Regions from separate parts of the Mus musculus genome. Here region 2 is linked to region 1. A link is a loop called in an ENCODE intact Hi-C map of the cell type or tissue named here. Cell type or tissue: left cerebral cortex. All regions are shown on one strand. Each heading gives the region's core, and the rest is flanking DNA. Links, peaks and the distances in the headings are about the cores only.

What was found. Hi-C counts contacts between places; a loop is a spot of excess contacts. Peaks named below come from ENCODE experiments on the same cell type or tissue, not always from the same donor. Only the 100,000 strongest peaks of a DNase experiment are listed, where the experiment ranks them.
Region 2: a loop joins it to region 1, with 2.2 times the contacts of the local background. A loop is called at or near these places in 2 of 42 quality-filtered maps.

What each region holds. Positions count from the first base shown.
Region 1 is chr8:84,183,922-84,189,286 of GRCm38, forward strand. No RefSeq gene overlaps it. Among named protein-coding and RNA genes, the nearest start is that of Mir181c, 7.6 kb to the left of the region's middle. In left cerebral cortex, for the core only: CTCF peaks have their summits at 2,712 (motif pointing right) and 3,631 (motif pointing right); DNase peaks (open chromatin) are centred at 238, 367, 2,729 and 3,628; H3K4me3 peaks cover 1,263 bases; H3K27ac peaks cover 1,138 bases.
Region 2 is chr8:84,007,420-84,012,784 of GRCm38, forward strand. It overlaps Misp3 (MISP family member 3), which reads right to left and starts at 4,301. Exons shown (of 3, transcript NM_001291292.1): 1 at 3,722-4,301; 2 at 3,292-3,353; 3 at 2,809-3,073. The coding sequence starts at 4,265. The coding sequence ends at 3,059. Mir1199 (microRNA 1199) reads right to left here and starts at 4,214; the gene lies at 4,096-4,214. In left cerebral cortex, for the core only: CTCF peaks have their summits at 1,188, 2,604 (motif pointing right) and 4,029; DNase peaks (open chromatin) are centred at 2,623 and 4,006; H3K4me3 peaks cover 1,503 bases.

The DNA of each region.
Region 1 (5,365 bases), core at 130-5,129:
CGCGGCACCGGCCGGTGGGTCCAGCTGCGGCCGTGCGCGCCCCGGGCCGCCTGCAAGCCCTCGTACTCCACGCTGCAGCTCGAGGGGGACTCGGGGCGCGGGCAGGGACCTGGGATGCATGCAGCCCTTCTGGCTCGGCGGGAGCACGCGCGCACAAAGGCACGCGGGCCACAGACAGGGAAGGTGCGAGGGGGGCCTTGGGGCGTACACCCGCCGGACGAAGGGGGTGGCGGCCACACACGTAGGGACACCTGGGAGCGGCAGACGCCTCTTTGAGGGACAGCACGGAATGTTCTTAGAACTGAATATACCTAGCCAGAGCCCAGGTTCACAGATCACACCCCACCATGTACACACAACCCAGGCATAGCCTAGGAAAACCCGAAGATTTTCGGAAAAACCTAAGATGTACAGAACACAGCTGGTGAGCCCGTCCACACTGGTAATGCTGGACTCAGGAGCCTGAAGCGGGAGTACCGCGATTCTAAGCCAGCCTGGACTAAGGAGTGAGTTTGAGACAAGCCAGAGCTATAGGTTCTGTCTCAAAACAAACAAAAAAACAAAACATGTCCACAGGGTCCAACAGACACAGTCTCCGCCACTCACAACTAATGGGTACACAAATACACACCTCAGCCTTACATGGTTACAGAGAGAAGCAGGACCACAAGGTAGGCAGGCACCTAACACTTGCTTCTTGGAAGTTGGAGCACACACACACACAGAAACACACAGACACTTTCTCACACTCACACACACATTCTCTCTCACACACACACACACATGCACATATGGTCTTGTACAAGCTCTTCCTGGGATGGGCACACACAGGGGTAAGAGGACTCCAGATCTGTCAGAGATGCATATGCAGAACCCCAAAGTGGCAGCTACCCTGAGCACCACAGGAAGAGAGCACTGCTGAGCGGCTCTGGAATCTTCACACAGACCTCCAAGTGCTCCCAAACATACCCAGTCCTGCACAGGCTCAGTTGAGAGGAAGGTCAAACCAGCCTGGGGCTGAGCCAACATTATACTGCATGTATGTTTGCCCTTCTCAAGTCCGGGGGCTGAAGACTTTAGCCCCCCTCAAACCCAGGCTGTTACCTTTGTGGGCCTGCAGCGCTGGGATTCCTGTCGGCTGCCTGCCTTCCTTTAACTCCTTACTGCATTCCTGCCTCAGTTTCTCCTTGATAGGCTTCCAGACATCCTCCTACTTAGACAAGTCTCCACTGGCCCAGGAAAATTCTCTGGGGTTCAGAGTAAGGCGTATGCGAGGAAATAAATGGGAGTGCATTGTAATTTGGGGGTTGAGGGTGCGGCTCAAGTTGGTGGAGTGCTAAGCCAGCATGCAGAAAGCCCTGGGTTCCATCCTAGCACAGCACAAAAGAAGCAAGGTGGTGCAGCACTCTGGAAATAGAGGTACGAGCATCCGATCAAGGTCAGCATTGCCTACAAAGAACTTGAGGCCAGCCTGAGCTACATGAAACTCAGTCTCAAAGAAAATAAAAAACAGGAACACCAGCTGGGTTGTGGCGCACGCCTTTAGTCCCAGCACTGGAGAGGCAGGGGGATCTCTGAGTTCTGAGGCCAGCCTGGTCTACAGAGTGAGTTCTAGAATAGCCAGAGCTTCACAGAGAAATCCTGTCCTAACAAAAACAAAACAATGAAACAAAATGCTGGGGCTATAGAGATGGCTCAGAGGTTAAGAGCACTGGCTGTTCTTCCAGAGGTCCTGAGTTCAATTCCCAGCAACCACATGGTAGCTCACAACCATCTATAATGTGATCTGGTGCCCTCTTCTGCCTTGCAGGCATAAATGCAGGCAGAACACTGTATACATAATAACTCTTTAAAATAAATAAATCAGCCGGGCGTGGTGGTGCAAGCCTTTAATCCCAGCACTCGGGAGGCAGAGGCAGGTGGATTTCTGAGTTCGAGGCCAGCCTGGTCTACAGAGAGCTCCAGGACAGCCAGGGCTATACAGAGAAACCCTGTCTCGAAAAAACCAAAAAAAAAAAAAAAAAGATTTATTTATTTTATTTTTTATTTTAAATTATTTATGTATTTATTTTTTGGTTTTTCGAGACAGGGTTTCTCTGTGTAGCCCTGGCTGTCCTGGAGCTCACTCTGTAGACCAGGCTGGCCTCGAACTCAGAAATCCACCTGCCTCTGCCTCCTGAGTGCTGGGATTAAAGGTGTGCTCCACCACGTCCGGCAAAATAAATAAATCTTAAAACAAAACAGGTAATAGTAATTGGGCCTTCATAGATGAAGTCAGCGTTGTTAATGCCTCAATGTGTCTTTTTCCTACACCCCTCCACAAAGTCAAGATTGACCTTGAATCTCTGATCTGCCTCCACTTCCCAAGTGCTGGGATTACAGGCATCGCTGCCATGCTCAGCCTGGGAGTATGGCTTTGGAATACATGGTGCCTGTTCATTCCTCGCCCATTTACTCACTCTGTATGTCTGTTTGGAGAGACAACCCTTGGACAGGTTCCTCAACTTTCTTTTGGACTCTCCCTCAGAGCTACAAAGACTGGCATGTCAGAGTCAAACCAGCAAAGTCAGTTAAGGGGATATTGTCCTATTCACAGGTGGACCACTGAGTCTCAGAGAGGCAAGCCTTTTGCCCTAGGCAATACTGTCACAGCAGCCAAGGAGTCTGTCCTTTTCGAGGTTGGGGTTTCCTGCCTGCTTAGTGTCCTGTAGGGGGCAGCAGACTCCAGCGCTCTGTTTTTGGGTCAGGATGCCCTTCAGTCAGCTTTCCCTCCCACTGCAAATAAGGACTCTGCCTCGACCTCCTGCGTAGCCTGGGAAGTGCCCCCTACCCTCCAGCGCTAAAACGATGAAAAGGCTCTTCCGAAATAACCCCACCCCATTCCTAGAAGTTAAGTCTGCTCCAGACTCACTCTAAGGCCTCTCTCCGGATGTCTGCTTTCTCTTCCTGTAGTGTATTCAGGGGACCTAGGCAGGCGCCTATGCATTCCGGAACCGGTTAATGTTCGGAGAGAGAATCTCTGACTGCTAGTCAGGGACCAGTCTACGTTCCGGTTGTCATCGCCTTAGGAGCTCAGGATAGAAAGGGAGCAGCAAGGCAAGCCCGTGTCTGGGTCACCGTCGAGAAGGCTCCCGTTCTTCCCGATAATGTCCTGCGGCATCCCAGCCTTTGGGTCTCCTTGGGGACCCAGATGTGACTGCCCTGGGCTTCGGCATCCCAGAGTCCCTGAGTCGGCAGCATTGGGCGTCGCTCACGGGTGCTCAAAAGCATGCGGCTCGCACACTTAGAAAACATCCAGGAAGTACGGGGCTGTTTTCTCTGCACCCCTGTGAGGCTCCGGCGGAGACACGTAGGGCTAGAAGGATGCTGGCCATAGAGTCTCGAGCCAGCTTCTGCCACCTGTGCTGTCTGCAGTAAAGCCAGCACCATGCTCCCAGCTGCGGAGACCAAAACCTTTAGAAAGGTGCAGCGAATTTTCAAGTTAGGTTTTCTGTTCCTGTGTATGCATCTCGAATCTTGCTTCTTTCTAGAGCTCTCACCGTGTGCCTCATACCATCTCTCTTGGACAAAGTACTTTGATACCTGCCTGTTCTTCTCGCCCTCTCCGGCTGTTCTCTCATGACCACCAGAGGGCGCTTGGCCCACCCAAAACTGCTCCTCAGAACTAAAGGCAATGACTTGCACAAGGCCACATATTGTTCCCCTGACCCTGCTGGCCCTCACTTTCTCCATAGCCCACATCTCCCTCTGTCCTGCTGTCAGGCCTTAAGCTGAACAGGGCCTGGGCATAAGTTGTTCGTTCCTTCTGCCAGGGGTCTGTATACCTCTAGTGCTGGGACTGAAGGCTTGTACCACATCTACCACTAGTTTGCTTTTGAGCACAGTAAAACCTGGGGCCCCTGTTAGGCTTTCCTGAGAGCCCCAGAGGTCCTTTTGTCTCCACTTCCCCAAGATGGGATCACACACTTGTGCTACAAACATGGCTGTTGTGACTTTTCTACAATTTCCTTTAATTCTGGCACTCTGGAGACAAAGACAAAATGAGCCTCGAGTTTGAAGCCAGCCTAGTCACATAGCAAGCAAGTTCTAGGCAAGCCAAGGTTACATGGTGAGACTTTTCAAACATTTTTCTCACATATGTATGTGTTCAGAGGACACCTTGCAAGAGTCACTTCTCTCCTTCCTCTGAAGATGGAACTCGGGACATCAGTCATGGTGCCAAGTGCTTTTTAACCTACCGAGCCTTCTCTCATCAGCCCAAGTCTCCTTTTTATATGAGTGCTTATGTGAGCTCTTTAAGGACAGTCTTGGGCGGGTAAGAGCACTGACTGCTCTTCTGAAGGTCCTGAGTTCAAATCCCAGCAACCACATGGTGGCTCACGACCACCCATAATGAGATCTGATGCCTTCTTCTAGTTTGTCTGAAGTCAGCTACAGCGAGCGGGGTCAACCAGAGCAAGCAGAGGTCCTAAAATTTAATTCCCAACAACCACATGAAAGCTCACAACCATCGATCTGTACAGCTACAGTGCACTCACATACAATAAATAAATAAATCTTTAGGAAAAAAAGACAGTCTTGTCTCATCTCTTCCCCTTCCTTCCCACCTCTTTCCTTTTCTACCTTTTTTCTTTTTCCTCCTTTCCCCTCTTCATTCTTTTCCACTTCCAACCTGCTGTCTGAAGTAGCCCAGGCTTCCTCCTCTCTTGTCTGCTGTGCTCATGTATCATCTACTCCAAGTCAAGAGTTTGCATTTGCTTTTGTTTTATTTTTCGTGACTAGGGATTGAACCTTGGCCTCATGCATGCTAGGCAGCTCTACCGTTGAGCTGGAGCCCGGACCCTTCAGGGCAAGAACTATGGCCCTCATAGCTGTGTACCATTAAGAGCTTTTGCTGAGCCCTCACGATCCGTAATCTCCAGGTAACAGAACAAACATGAAACTTGCCCGCATCGCTGGGACAGAGGCAGGCACGCAGCACATAGTTCTGTGAAGTTTGCTGCTCTGAGAGCTCTCAGGGCACAAGGAAGTGTGGGAATGAGACTGGAGGACTGAGCAGCCAAGGAGGGACTGTGGCTGTGAGCACAGGGCTGAGAGAGCGGGGCTGCGGAGGGTGGACAGCTTTAGAGGTCTCTTTCCATCTTCTAGGTGTTGGGGATAACACAAGCTATCAGGCAAATGACCTTACCCTCTGAGCCTTCTTGTCAGCCAGCTTTTACTTTTTTAGACAGGTGCATTGCGATATCATTAACATACACTCAAATTTACACCTTCTATAGCACTAAGGTTATTTTTCTTTGTGGGGGTTGTTTTTCAGAACAGGGTTTCTCTGTCCTGGCTGGCTGGCTGTCCTGGAACGGACTCC
Region 2 (5,365 bases), core at 254-5,253, 180 kb before region 1:
GGCTTTCCTTTTCGCCAGGCAAATACATTACCAATGAGCTACATTCCTATCCCTAGACAATAAATCTAAAATGTTTTGGGAGTCCCACTTTTTCTGATTCTTGTCACTTCTAAGAAGCTGTAGAAGTGTCCTGGCATTCTGTGAGAAACACAGTTTTCCAGACAGTTTAGTGTTTTTAGCAGGAATGAAGCATTGCTTGCAGTGTGTCCGTGACTGGCCACTGCCACCCCCCTCCACCCCCCACCCCCCCCACACACACACACCACACCACAGATCTTACTATGTAGAACAGTCTGGCCTTGAACTTAAGAAATCTGCCTGTCTCCACCTCCTAAGTGCTGAGTTGACAGGTAAATATGTGGCCATGCCTAGTCCCACTTGAATCATTTTTAAAGTTTTTTTTTTTTTTTTTCTAAACCTGGCCTGCAGTTCCAACACACAGGAAGCAAAAGCAGGAAGTTTCAGGTTCAAAGCCATCCTGATCCACACAGCTAGCCATGGCAACCCAGTGAGTCTCTGTCTCAAAAGATGTTAGAAGGGGAAAGAGCTTGCTAAATAGTAAAGGTTGGTAGTTTGGTTTTGGCTCAAACGCAGAGCCTTGCACTTGCCAGGGAAGTGCTCACATTTTTGTTTGTTTAATTAAAGGATTTTTTATTTTTAAAAATTATGTGGGGGCTGGTGAGATGGCTCAGTGGTTAAGAGCACTGACTGCTCTTCCGAAGGTCCTGAGTTCAAATCCCAGCAACCACATGGTGGCTCACAACCATCTGTAATGAAATCTGATGCCCTCTTCTGGAGTATCTGAGGACAGCTACAGTGTACTTACATATAATAAATAAATAAATCTTTAAAAAAAATTATGTATGTGGCTAGGCCATGGTGGTACATGCCTTTAGTCTCAGTACTCGGGAGGCAGAGGCAGGTGGGCCTTGAAGTCAGCCTGGTCTACACGTAGAGCAAATTCCAGAACAGTCAGGGCTACACAAAGAAACCCTGTCTTCAAAACAAAACAAAGAAATCCCAGCACTCAGGAGATAGAGGCAAGAGGATCTCTGTGAGTTCAAGGTCAGGCTGGTTCCAGGACAGTCTGGGTATTCAGGTATTCGCCTGTGTATTCCAGGGTGCCAGAGACGTCCAGCAGCTATCTGACCTCTAGGAGCTGGCGCTATGGGAGGTATGCGCCACCCAGCGTTATGTGCTGGGAACTAAAGCTGGATCTGGGTGGGCAGCATCTGTTTTCCAAGAGTTTCTCAGTTTCCTGGCTGTACTGGAACCGGCTCAGTAGACCAGGCTGGCCTTGAACTCAAATCCACCTGTTTCTCTGCCTCCTTAGTGCTGGGATTAAAGCGTGTGCTATCTTCATAGCATGGCAGACACTCTTAACTTCCGAGTCAGTTCTTCAGTCCTGAACTGTCTGTTTCAGTAACAGCTCCAGGGGCTGGAGAGATGGCTCAGTGGTTAAGAGCCATTGCAGAGGACCTGGGTCCAGTTCCCAACACCATCTCTGGTAGTTCACAGCTGTCTGTAGCTCCAGCTCTAGGGGGATCTAACAGTCTCTCTGGACTCTGAGGGCATCTGTATATCTGCACTCTCATGTACATACCCCAACAAACACACACCTATAATTAAAAATAAAGAGAGGTTGCTTGGCAGCTAAGAGTACTTTAGGAGGATCATGGTTCAGTTCTCAGCACTCACATGGAACTCTAGTTCCAAGGGATCTGACTCTCTTCTCACCTCTGCAGGCCCACACATACACATAGGCACACACATATACACACAGGCACACACACATACACACAGGCACACACACACATACAAGCCAACAAAACACTTATACATACAGCATGAATACAAAAAATAAATCTTTTAAAACTTTCTAGGTCACCCTCGACCACAAAGGGAATTTCAGGCCAATATGGGATATACGAAGCCACGGTTTTATCTTTTTTTTTTTTTTTTTTTGGTTTTTCGAGACAGGGTTTCTCTTTATAGCCCTGGCTGTTCTGGAACTCACTTTGTAGACCAGGCTGGCCTCGAACTCAGAAATCCACCTGCCTCTGCCTCCCGAGTGCTGGGATTAAAGGCGTGCGCCACCACGCCCGGCCTTTTTTCTATCTTTTTTTTTTTTTTTTTAAGCCACGGTTTTAAAAGAAACAAGCAAAGATGGTCACCAGAACACTTGCCAGGTCCTTGATCCTTCAACACCACCATTGGTATTTCTTTTTTTAAAATTATCCTTATTTCAATTTATGTGAATATGTGTGCATTTTGTGCGAATGGGTGCCATGTATGTTGAGATTTTCCTGGAGGAGAGAAGTGGACAATGGCTCTCCTGGACATAAGCAGTTGTGAGCCTCCCATGTAGATGCCCGGAACTGAACTCGGGTCATTTGCAAGAATAGCAAGCACTCCTTACCCTAAACCATCCCTCCAGCCACCCCTAGTATGTTTACACTATTGTTTATATCCCTAGAGCAGGAAATACAACTTCATAGCACCTCGGTCTAGCAGCTCCCTGAACACAGAATGGTTTTGGTGCCTATAAAAACTGACATCTGGATACCAGAGTGGAGTCTGTGGGCCGGTGAGCAACATTTTGCGTTCTCACCACCAGGGGGCAGTAGGGCCCTGGCCTCCAAGCCCGGGTCCGCAGTCAGTCCAGAACAAGGAGACCAGAGCGCGTTTTGAATTCCAACATTCCGGCGGGATCCTTGGGTGGCTTTTCCAAACGTTCTTCACCTGCCAGCCTCCGCCCACCCAGACTAAGGAGGACCCAGTAGAAAATAGCTTGCACTGAAGCCCAGGTAAAGGGAGGAGGAGTTTATTTTATGTTTCACTCATAGGTTTTGCAGGGTTTCCAAGGAAGACTAGAGAATTTTATGGAGAAAGGTGGTTAATTCCATAGTCAGTATCAAAGATGGGCTGGATTTCAAGTTGCCATTAAAGAAAGCTAGCCCTTCCCTCTCTAGGCCTTCTGCTGATCTGGAGAGTAACCCTACCCTGGTTCTCCAAAGGGTATGTTACTTCTGTCCGCAGGTCCCAACCTTCATAGACCTCAGGGTCTGCGCTCCTAGAAGGAAAAGGGGAAGAGAAAGAACACCCTCAGGGAGAAGTTTGGCCTCTAGGCCTCCACCTCCTCTTCACTCTCTGGATCGCGTCTAGGACTTTTGAGTTTGGGTTAGAGTGGCGCTCCAGGGGACCAAGAGGCACCTTCTCCCTCCACCCCAGTGCCCAGGTGCTGCAGGGAGGGCTGGGAGACCGACAAGCATCGGAAAGGGAGTCTCCCACCTTCTCAGAGGCCCGTCTCCGCGGAGGCCAGATCACCGACAATTTTCCATCTCCCCTGCTCGCTGTGGGGGAAGGAACACTCAGCCGCGACTGCCCCTCCTCTTGCCAGCTGGAGGATGGCCGCACCCCTTATATACATACAGGTGTGCACCCCTCTTCCCCATGAAGGCCTCCACCCAGTTCTGAGGACCCAGGAACAGGAATGAGGCAAACTCAATGTAGAGAGGCACCCGAGTACTACAGAGGACCCGAGAACGCCAGAAGTCAAGGTTCCAAGGTCTGATGGATGTGGGGATCCTCACTCCAGGAGTGGGAGTGAAGAAAAGAAGGTGAACCCCCAGGAGAATAGTTAAGGGTCTGCAAGCCTACAGATGAATGATCACTGGAGGTGGAGACAGCTGGAGCTCTAGGGCCCAGGGGGACCGCTTACGGGTGAGGCTCGGCGCTGGCTCCTGGACCTCGGCGTCGCCGTAGATGCTGCGCCGCTGCAACTGCAGCTCCCGCTCGCGCTCGCGCACTCGTCGCACCTCCTGCTCCAGCAGTGACGGGGCAACGAGCGGTGGCAACTGCCCCAGTACCGGACAGCCGTCCTGAACGGCGGGGTGCAGCCGGCCTCCGGTCTCTGGCTGCCTCTGCAAGCCAGCGCCGTCCTCCGCCGCAGCCTCAAAGAAGCGCTTGAGTTCGTCCAGCGGCTGCGGCCGCCGCCGGGCGCTAGGCTCCGGAACCGCGGGGCTCGCCAGCGCCGCCTGCCTGTGAGCCTCGCGTTCGATGTCCCGTTGCATCTTCGCGCCCGCCCGAGCGCGCTCCAGGGCGCGCGGCAGCGGAGTACCGGAGCCGGGCCGACTGAGCACCGGCCGCACGCGCAACTCAATGAGTTCCTCGCCCGCGCGACCGGGACTCAGACCCCGGCTCCGGCGCAGGCTTTCCTCCCGCTCGCAGCTGCGGCGGATTTCGCGCTGGATGGGCGTCTCCATCTGCAATTCCGCCGGCGCCGGTTTGGATGCCGCGGGCTTCGGTAGAAAACACACCTGGAGGCCTCTGAGCCGAGACAGGGGCACAACTGCCCCAGTACCTCCGTTATACTAGTGCCAGGCGGCCCAGCTGTGGACCGCCCGGGCGCTCGGTCCGGTGCTCAACTGGCACCTGCGGGACCTGGCTCTCTGGCTCCAGAGTCTGCAAGTGCTCCTCTCCAGAGGTTTCCAGGACCTCACTGCCTCCCCCAGCAGCCCTCGGTGCCCTGGCTCTGCGGCTCCCGGAACACGTAGCCTTCAGGCGACCCCAGGACTCCACTCTCGGACACCCGAGGACATGGATGTTTGGAGTTAGGCGCCCTTTGAAAATTTTAGTTCTCAGAGCCGAATTGAGATGCCCAAATAGGTAGGACACGGTGCCCTGTGCAGTACCTGTAGTTACAGCCGCCGCCCGAGGTTCATAGGCGTCGCCAGCACTCTTCTTTGACCCGCCTCTGGCCTCCAGGAACATCCCCTGGGGGCAGGACTGGGCACCGCCCCCGTCACCTGCCAGCTGGATTCGAGTGGCCCTGGACCCGCCCTATGGGCCAGGGCGCCTCCACTGCTCTCCGGATTCCCGCCACCTGAACACACGGGTTGACTGAAGGGGTGGCTTCTTCGGAAAGGGCTTCCCTGAACTCACTACCCAGGGGGTATGTGTCGCCCTTTCCCTCTGGTACCACGCTGGCATTCTGGGGTCTTTTTTTTTTTTTTTTTTTTTTTTCATCACTTTCCGGAGACCTGACCTCTAGCGGAGCGCCGCGCTGATCGCTGAACCACGGCCTCCTTACAGAGTGTTTCCCCGGTCGTCTTTCGCTGACCTCACTAGTCTAGGTCAGCAAGTGCCAGCCTGCGGCCAGCGACACCACTCTCCTTCCCCCCGCCCCCTATCCCGTGATCTCCGGGCCTTCTCTGCACACTGATCGCTGAGGCAACACAGCTCGAGTCCAGCCCGAGGGTCGCCCGGGGCCGCCGCACTGGGTGCTGCTGCTACCCGGGGCTGCTCAGCTCTGTCTGGTTTGCAGCGGCGCTGCCGCCACTCAAAACCCTGGGGCAGATTCCCC